Linked DNA regions of Homo sapiens: regions 1 and 3 are each linked to region 2. The links are chromatin contacts, found by Hi-C or POLR2A ChIA-PET in ENCODE. All regions are on one chromosome and are shown on one strand. Each heading gives the region's core, a stretch centred on a gene start or an enhancer-like site at or near the end of the contact. The rest is flanking DNA. Distances are from core to core; before and after follow the strand shown. Region 1 holds the start of LDAH (lipid droplet associated hydrolase). Region 2 holds the start of DDX1 (DEAD-box helicase 1). Region 3 holds the start of RRM2 (ribonucleotide reductase regulatory subunit M2).

Region 1 (2,700 bases), core at 118-2,617, 5.2 Mb before region 2:
CAGATGCTCACACTATGCCCCTTGAGCTTTCCAATGTGCAGAACCATGAGCTAAGTAAACCTCTTTTTTAAATCCAAGCATACTTTGAAGATATTGGGGGTTCAGTTCCATACTACCACAATAAAGCAAACATCACAATAAGGCAGTTCACAGAATTTTTTTGGTTTCCCAGTGCATATAAAATTTATATTTACACTGTACTGTAGATTATTGTGTACAACAGTATTATGTCTAAAAAAAGTACATACTAAGAAAAGAAAAATAGCCCAGAGCTGTCTGAGCTATGTGAGGTATGCAAAATTTATTAGACCCGGACAGAAGTGAATACTGGCTTCCGCCACGCCTTCCCATGCCTTAGGGCAATTGTTAAAGGCATTTTGTTCTTTATTAGCTGCCTCACCCATTATCTTTATGTTCCTGGAATTTGTGATACAAGGAAGAAAGCATAGCCAGTCAATAGCTTAAGTTTTTTAAATATAAATTCTTGGTAAACAAGTTAAGCTCTGCCTCCTCTCCTTTCCTTAAAAACCGGCTCACGCCTGTAATCCCAGCACTTTGGGAGGCCGAGGCGGGTGGATCATGAGGTCAGGAGATCGAGACCATCCTGGCTAACAAGGTGAAACCCCGTCTCTACTAAAAATACAAAAAATTAGCCGGGCGCGGTGGCGGGCGCCTGTAGTCCCAGCTACTCGGGAGGCTGAGGCAGGAGAATGGCGTGAACCCGGGAAGCGGAGCTTTCAGTGAGCCGAGATTGCGCCACTGCGGTCCGCAGTCCGGCCTGGGCGACAGAGCAAGACTCCGTCTCAAAAAAAAAAAAAAAAAAAAAAAAAAACCTACTCCGACTGCTGCTAATTGGAGTGTATATTCAAGGCAACTTGAATCTAAGCTCCTGAGTGGCCATTCTCAAGCACTGAGCCCAAATAAACTCTATACTTAATATTATTCTCTGAATTTTCTTAAAGTTGGCAACACCTTAATTAAAAAAATACTTTATTGATCATGCTTATGAACATGATCAAATGAGAATCAACTTTCCTGTGTATGTGGGGAAGATATGCAACTAGTAACGCAGAAAGAGGGAAATGGGAAGAGGGAGAAAAGAGGGGCAGACATGGAACAAATGAGAGAGAAGGAAAGGGAAGCCAGAAGCCAGAAGCACATCAAGGATGACAGAAAATAAAAGGCGGATAAAATTCAAATGAAAAAGAAAGGAAAACCCCGACACCCTCCAAGAGGTCTCTCTGATCTGGACCACCGGCTCCAAGCCAGTAAGAAATCTCCCAGCCAGCTGTGCGCCGCGCGCCAGGCTGACATCGGCTTCCCGGATCAGCTCCGGCGCGGTACTGTGACGTCACCTGAGGGGGGCACTTCCGGTCTCGTGCCGCCTTCCCAGGACCCTCAGGGAGAGCGGGCAGCCTTCCAGGTGGACAGGTGAGGTACAGCTTGCCGAGCTCAGGGTGACTGCCCAAAGGAAGGACGGGTGGGCAGGCACGCGGGATCTGGCGCCCCTTCTTCTCTATGGTTCCTCGCAGAGCCCCTGTTGCCCTGGGCCAGATGGCCCGTAGCAGCAAAAATAATACTGTTCCGACAGCTCGCGAGTTCGGAGCCACTTGGCCTGGGAGTCCCTTGAGTTGCAGGCCGGGCAGTCGCTCACCCGAGCGCGGTAATGCAGCATTTGAACCCCTAAGTGTAGCCCACCTGTAGGGAGTCTTATGGTGCCCCCGCGGAGGAGTAGAGGCCAAAAAGTTGGGCAGCTGGCCGGGAAGAACTCGCTAGGAGGGGTCAAACTCTGGGCCGGGAGTGTTCTTTGCCCCCGGCGTTTAGTGCTCACGCCGCCTTTTATTCACGCTGAAGACCTTAACCGTAAACCCTCATCCTTGGGTCTTAGTTTGGTTTTGTTCCCCACGCAAGACAGAATGCAGATTGGAACACTTTATTCCTTGGTTAATTCGTATCTTCCCTCGCAAGTAGTTACCGGACACCTGCTTTGTGTCCTGTGTACCAAACACAAGAGTTGATAGTCCTGGCCGGGCGCCGTGGCTCACGCCTGTAATCCCAGCACTTTGGGACCCCGAGGCGGGCGGATCAGGAGGTCAGGAGATCGAGACCATCCTGGCTAACACGGTGAAACCCCATCTTTACTAAAAATACAAAAATAAATACATAAATAAATAAATTAGCCGGGCGTGGTGGCGGGCGCCTGTAGTCCCAGCTACTCGGGAGACTGAAGCAGGAGAATGGCGTGAACCCGGGAGGTGGAGCTTGCAGTGAGCCGAGATGGCGCCACTGCACTCTAGCCTGGGCGACAAAGTGAGACTCAGTCTCAAAAAAAAAAAAAGAGTTGATAGTCCTTGAGTTGAAAGAACAAATCTGTATGGAGAAAGAGATACAACCAAAAGAAACCCAGAAGATTTAGAAGCATCTCCAGAATGTTTATTCTCAAAAGCTGTTTTTTAATTAAACTTCTTTCTGAAACTATACGTAGGAGTGTCTCTTGTGTGTTTCCCCATTTTTCCACCTGAAGGTTAAAGACTTAGAAACCTGCTAAGGCCCCTCTTTCCAGCATGTAGCATTCTAGGGGGATAATCAGGGCAACACAGTGGGTGCCCATCTAAAATTTTATATTTTAATATTTTGCTTTTTGATAACTTAATGCCTTCAGACTGGAGGATTTTTTCTTTCTTTTTTTTAATTTTTTTA
Region 2 (2,864 bases), core at 134-2,633:
GTTTCCAATTGAATCCTATTAGAAGATGTAACTGAAACAGTCAGAAATCTTACATGACTGTTGCACTTTGGGAAGCCGAGGTGAGCGGATCACCTGAGGTCAGGAGTTCGAGACCAGCCTGGCCAACATGGTGAAACCCCCGTCTCTACTAATAATACAAAAATGAGCAGGGCATGGTGGTAGGCGCCTGTAATCCCAGCTACTCAGGAGGCTGAGGCAGGAGAATTGCTTGAACCTGGGAGGTGGAGGCTGCAGTGAGCCAAGATCACACCATTGCACTCCAGCTGGGGCGACAGAAGGAGACTACATCCCCCCACCCCCCCATTCTCCCCCCCAAAAAAGAAAAAAAATATCTTACATGACTGGAGATATGGAATTCCTAATATTCTTACAGAAGAAAACTAAAAAATATAAAATACTACATCTGAAGTCATCTTAAAAAGTTAATAACATTAAAGGACATTAGGCCTAACGTGATACATTTATATAGCAATAAACGTTACATAAGTGCTACATAAATGTATCACGTTTAGCGCATTTAAGGCTGATTACAGCTTCCTAAAACTGGATGCCTAACAGGAGGATGATAAAGCAAGAGGCGAAAATATCAACTGTAGGGTTCGATAAGCCATATCAAATCATATTTGGAATAAAGGAGGGTAGCAGACGGCAAATAAATATGAATTTTCCAAACTTATGTTGGACTGGTGCGTACGTTAATGAAAATGCTTTCCCTTTAGCTTCAACACTGAACATTAATGTTGATATAACAACGTTTAAGAACAAATAAAGATCAGGTTTATGCCTGGGACGTTTTGGAAGGGCCTGAAAAAACTGGACAGAGGCAGGATCGTCATTTTTCCCCAATGACTCCTCCCCACGCCGTCTCGCCTCTCTGCCTGGCCAAGCCCAGATGAGCCGCGGGCAGAAAAGGGTTCCCAAAGGGTCACTGCCACGTTAAGAGGCAGGAGGCCCAGGCGTCTGGGAGCCGCCAGAGCAACGCCGCCGCCTAGATTTTGCAGCCGAAGGTGCACTGGCAGGAAAGCCAAGTGGAGACTGGTAGAAGGGAAAGGGCAGGGGGAGGGACGTTCCGGCCCGCTCCTGGGAAGAATCGTCCTCCGAACCCGAGCCGCGGCCGCCCCTGATCCCGCAACGCGGGTCCATCAGGGACTGCAGCGGACAGCGCCCTTCTGTCTCCCTGACCCCTGTCCGCTCCCGCCCCTTTAGCTCTCCGCGGGCGGCCCCAGGGCTGAGGCGTGCAACAAGCCGCCCCACCACCCCCAGAGTTTCCACAAACGCACCGGAGAAGGCCGCCATCTTCACCCCGTCCTCCGCGGCTTCGCCTGCTCGCTCCCTCCCTCCCGACTGACACGGCGTGGCAGTGGCGGCGCGCGCTTCCGGCCCCTGGTCTTCGGCGTTCGGAGTCCGGGCAGGGACTCAGCCCCGGGAGAACGGTTCCGATGGAAGGAAAGGCCCGCGCCGGCCCCGCCTTATGCGCCTGCCGCTGAGCGGACCTCTGGGACCTAGGGCTTCTGGACGCCGCCTTCGTTCTGGGCACCATGTGTTCGGAGCACACCACGCGGTATCAGGGTCACAGCTACAGAGAAGGAAGCAGATGTTTGGTGATTAGGGTCATCCAGTGGGCTCAGGCTGACACCACACCGTGCCCTCCCCACTCAGTCCCCCAGCTTTCCAAAGGTGAGCAGGGCCTTGGTGTGTGAATGACCCGGAGAGATGGACTGGATTCATTGCCCTGAGCACCAATGCCAGTGAGTGCCTGGCAGCCAGTAGGTATTTGTTACATTTTTTTTTTAAACTAAGTAATGATTTAGGTCTCCCTCCCTTCACCCATGTTTGATGTCGCTTTTATAATTTCGGGTTTGACTTCCATGCAATTTTAACTCCTTTCTCTTTGCAGAGAGATGGGGAAAGTAAATGAGGAATCCTCCCAACCAGACACTCACTCTGTCAGGAAGGTATTAGAATCTTTAGATGAGGACTCTAAAATTCGGGAAAGTTAAGTCACTTATCTAAAGACACATATCTACCGAATGGCAGCGTGGGATCTGAGCCACATCTGCGCAATGCGAGGGCGCGTGCTGTGCTATCTGTAGCCTGCCCCAGAGTGTCATGGAGAAAAGTGGAACCCTCAGGCAAGATAGAATAGGGTTGCAGCGGCCGGGCGCGGGGGCTCACGCCTGTAATCCCAGCACTTTGGGAGGCCGAGGCAGGCGGATCACGAAGTCAGGAGGTCGAGACCATCCTAGCTAACACGGTGAAACCCCTTCTCTACAAAAAATACACACACACACACACACACACACACACACAGAAGAAGCCGGGTGTGGTGGTGCATGCCTGTAGTCCCAGCTACTCGGGAGGCTGAGGCAGGAGAATCGCTTGAACCCAGGAGGCGAAGGTTGCAGTGAGCCGAGATCGCGCCACTGCACTCCAGCCTGGGTGACCGAGCGAGACTCCGTCTCAAAAAAAAAAAAAAAGAAAAAAGAATAGGGTTGCAGCTACTCCGGAGGCTGAGGCATGAGAATCACATGAACCTGGGAGGCGAAAGCTGCAGTGAGCTGAGATCGTGCCACTACACTCTAGCCTGGGCGACAGAGGGAGAGTCTGTCTCAAAAAAATAAAAAATAAAAAAGATAGAATAGGGTTAGAAGTACAGAGTTGGGAACCATATTCTGAGTTTGGATTCTAGGTCTGCCACTTGCTTGCTGTGTGACCTTGAACAAGTCATGAAGCTTCTTTGGGCTTCAGTTTACTTACCTGTGAAATAGGGATGAACAATAGTACCTTTCTCATATGATAGTTATGAGGATCAAATAAAATACATAAAGCATCTAAAATAGTGC
Region 3 (2,853 bases), core at 115-2,614, 5.5 Mb after region 2:
GCAGATGTGGTGGCCACAAAGAGTCATCACATTGCTACCACTTAATATTGTCTCAGCTTCTCTAGAGTCGGGAAAATACCATAAGAAAGAACTGCAAAGTGTTACAAAACAGGAAATGCCATGTAATATAAAACCCAGCTTACACACACAGATGCACTCAGCATGGAAAAACATACAAGACGAGGAAAGCGAACTAGTTCGACCTCAGATCGTCAACGTCAAATGAATGAAAGATGTTTTGGAAACTCACCAAGTTTTCATTTACTATGCCATCGCTTGCTGCAAAGAAAGCCAGAACATGGGATATAAAATATCTCTCCTCGGGTTTCAGGGATTCCCAGTGCTGAATGTCCTTGGAGAGGTCCACCTGAGGTTCGGAAGTCACAATTTTAGCATAAAAGGAAGAGAGTAAAGCCTACAGGACTCACACTGAGCACTCAAACTTTAAGTATGCTGGCACCACTTACTATGCCCCACAGTTAGCCCCCCTTGCCAACGGGAACCTCCAAGTGCATTTATGTCTGAGGCGTGACGGTCACCCCTGCAGGGGTCTTCTGGGGTCCTCCGATTACCTCCTCGGCGGTCCAAAAGGAAGCCTCTGCCTTCTTATACATCTGCCAGATATCATGGTACTCGATGGGGAAGATGACAAAGCGGCGGGGGTTTTCTCTCAGCAGCGGCTCATCCTCCACGCCGGGGGCAGCTGCTTTAGTTTTCTGTTGGGGGAGAAAATAAAACATTTAAGTACCGGGCGAACCATATGAAACTAACGTTTTTCTGGACCAAGTCCTTTCCATTGGCGGCAATTTCACGGGGCCCGATGTGAAAACGTGGCTGTCCCGTCGCACTCCGTGGGTCGCAGCAGAGGAGCGCACGCCCGAACCGGGAAATGGGCCGAGGGGCGCGGGAGGCAGCCCTGGGGAGGGGCCGCCTAGGCGGGAAAGGAGCCGGGGCGGGAGTGTGAACAGCTGAGGAAACAATGCGGCTTTGGCGCCAAGACGCCCAAGGCCGTCCCTGGCCCCTCTGCCCCACGCCCGCCACTCACCGGCTCCGTGGGCTCCTGGAAGATCCTCCTCGCGGTCTTGCTGGCCAGGACGCGGGTCCCGCTCAGGGCCGGCGGCTGCGGGGAGACGCGTGTGAGTGAGGAGCGGCTTCGCTTTCCCTGCCTCCCTCCCCTGCCCGCAGCGCCCTCCCCGCGGGCTCACCGTGTTCTCCTTGTCGACCAAGCTGAGCCCCTTCAGCGGCGAGAGCTGCAGCTGCTGCGGGTCCGTGATGGGCGCGAGCGGGACACGGAGGGAGAGCATAGTGGAGGCGCAGCGAAGCAGAGCGAGCAGCCAGGACAGGACGGCTGGGACAGGGTGCACGGGCGACCCCTCACTCCAGCAGCCTTTAAATCTCCCGCGCCGCGCGCTCCCGGCCCTTCCCATTGGCTTTGGTGCCCCGGCCCTTCCCATTGGCTGTGCCATGCCTCCGACCCTTCCCATTGGCTGCGCCTTGCCCCTACCCAGGCTGGCCGCGGGGCCGCGCGCGATTTTCAAGCGCAGCGCGGGAGCCTCCGCCGGCGCCTTCCGGAGACCCCCGGGGACACCCCCGTGGACGCCCCCCGGGACCTCCCGGTTCCCCCCCCGGCCCGTCCGCTGGCTGGGTCGGGGGCGCCGCCGCCCAGGCCCCCACAGGTCCCGCGGGACCAGGGCCGCAGCCCCTGAGGGTCTCGGCGGCCTTGGCGCGCGCGGGCCCCGGTTCGCCCGGGAACCGTTTAGGATTGCGTGAGGAGCAGCGATTGGAGCCCGCGGGCGCGAGAGGATCCCCGGGCCGCGGCCCCGCCTCCCGAAAGCACCTCCTCCCAGCCGGGCCGCCGCCGGGCAGGGGGCTTAGCCAACGAGGTTGGTGCAAAGGCCTGGAAAACGCTCCTGGGTGCGGGGGAGGCGTTGCTGCGACCCTTTCGATCCGTGTCCCTGCGGTGGGGGTGCAAGGGCCCCGAGGCCTGACATTTTGGCGGGGTGGTCGGCGAGGACCCTACAGCCTAAAAGTTAGGGCCGCTGAGCCCCGTGGCTCGTTTTGCTGGGACAAGCGACCAGGCTTCTTACAGATTCGGTGTCCCCGTGAGTAAAATGGGACTCGTAACCGCGTGGACTGTTAATGCGGTGAGGAGAGCGTTCGTTGAGATGACTCATGTAAAATGTGCAGTCCTTTGTAAACCTTCAAACTACGGGACATGGCGAGAAGGCCCTTGGTGCAGTTTTCCACAGAAATCCTGTCTCCTGTCAGACCCCTGACCCCTATTGTCACCCTTGCCTTAAGAATTGCAAACTGTGGCTGGGCGCGGTGGCTCACGCCTGTAATCCCAGCACTTTGGGAGGCCAAGGCAGGAGGATTGTTTGAGGCCAGGAGCTGGAGACCATCCTGGGCAACATAGTGAGACCCCGCCTCTGCCATTAAAAAGAGAAGAAAAAAAGTTGTTTTAATTGCAAACTGAGCAAAAATTCCTGGGAGAAAGTTCACAGAATGATTTTAGGACTAGGAATTAATGTACTACTCATTGGGCGTCAAATATGCTGAAGAGGAGTTTGAAAACTCCACTGGTGTAGAGACTGGAACTTAGCAATAGCTTTCATTTAATTTTCTATGTGGCTTTCTGATTTGCCAGGCCCTGCAACGGGCAAAATGCCAAAAATAAAGGAAGAGAAAGAAACTTTAAGATCCAAGAAAGAAATCATTAACCTGAGAAAGCTTCAACAGCTGCGCTCAGGGCTGTTATTGAGAGAGACCCGGGACTTTTTTTTTCACAAAGCCTTTTCTAGATAAGATACTTTAAAGAGGGTGGGGTGGGACAGGTACCCTCCCCACCTAGGT

Evidence for each region. A loop is a pair of places that touch in the nucleus more often than their neighbours do. ChIA-PET counts read pairs that join two places held with the same protein, here RNA polymerase II (POLR2A). Pooled maps may share reads with other maps.
Region 1: a loop to region 2 is called in a map of CD8-positive, alpha-beta T cell, with 9 times the contacts of the local background. The contact joins the promoter of LDAH here to the promoter of DDX1 in region 2. A Hi-C loop is called at or near these places in 2 of 168 maps with a recorded cell type or tissue (CD4-positive, alpha-beta memory T cell and CD8-positive, alpha-beta T cell) and 5 of 50 pooled maps.
Region 3: a loop to region 2 is called in a pooled map, with 23 times the contacts of the local background. The contact joins the promoter of RRM2 here to the promoter of DDX1 in region 2. A Hi-C loop is called at or near these places in 1 of 37 single-sample maps with no recorded cell type and 4 of 50 pooled maps. POLR2A ChIA-PET finds 5 or more read pairs at or near these places in 1 of 52 experiments (H1).

The regions. Positions count from the first base shown.
Region 1 is chr2:20,821,768-20,824,467 of GRCh38, reverse strand. LDAH (lipid droplet associated hydrolase) reads left to right here and starts at 1,367. Exons shown (of 7, transcript NM_021925.4): 1 at 1,367-1,431. RefSeq lists enhancers at 1,184-1,573, 1,794-1,863, 1,666-2,491.
Region 2 is chr2:15,590,387-15,593,250 of GRCh38, reverse strand. DDX1 (DEAD-box helicase 1) reads right to left here and starts at 1,383. Exons shown (of 26, transcript NM_004939.3): 1 at 1,302-1,383. The coding sequence starts at 1,317. LOC124905975 (a long non-coding RNA gene) reads left to right here and starts at 1,482. Exons shown (of 2, transcript XR_007086224.1): 1 at 1,482-1,791; 2 at 1,919-2,864. RefSeq lists an enhancer at 1,285-1,344.
Region 3 is chr2:10,121,250-10,124,102 of GRCh38, reverse strand. It overlaps RRM2 (ribonucleotide reductase regulatory subunit M2), which reads right to left and starts at 1,364. Exons shown (of 10, transcript NM_001034.4): 1 at 1,206-1,364; 2 at 1,046-1,120; 3 at 573-716; 4 at 251-367. The coding sequence starts at 1,304. RefSeq lists silencers at 1,403-1,903, 1,310-1,909 and enhancers at 2,130-2,239, 2,260-2,329, 2,087-2,642, 2,691-2,853.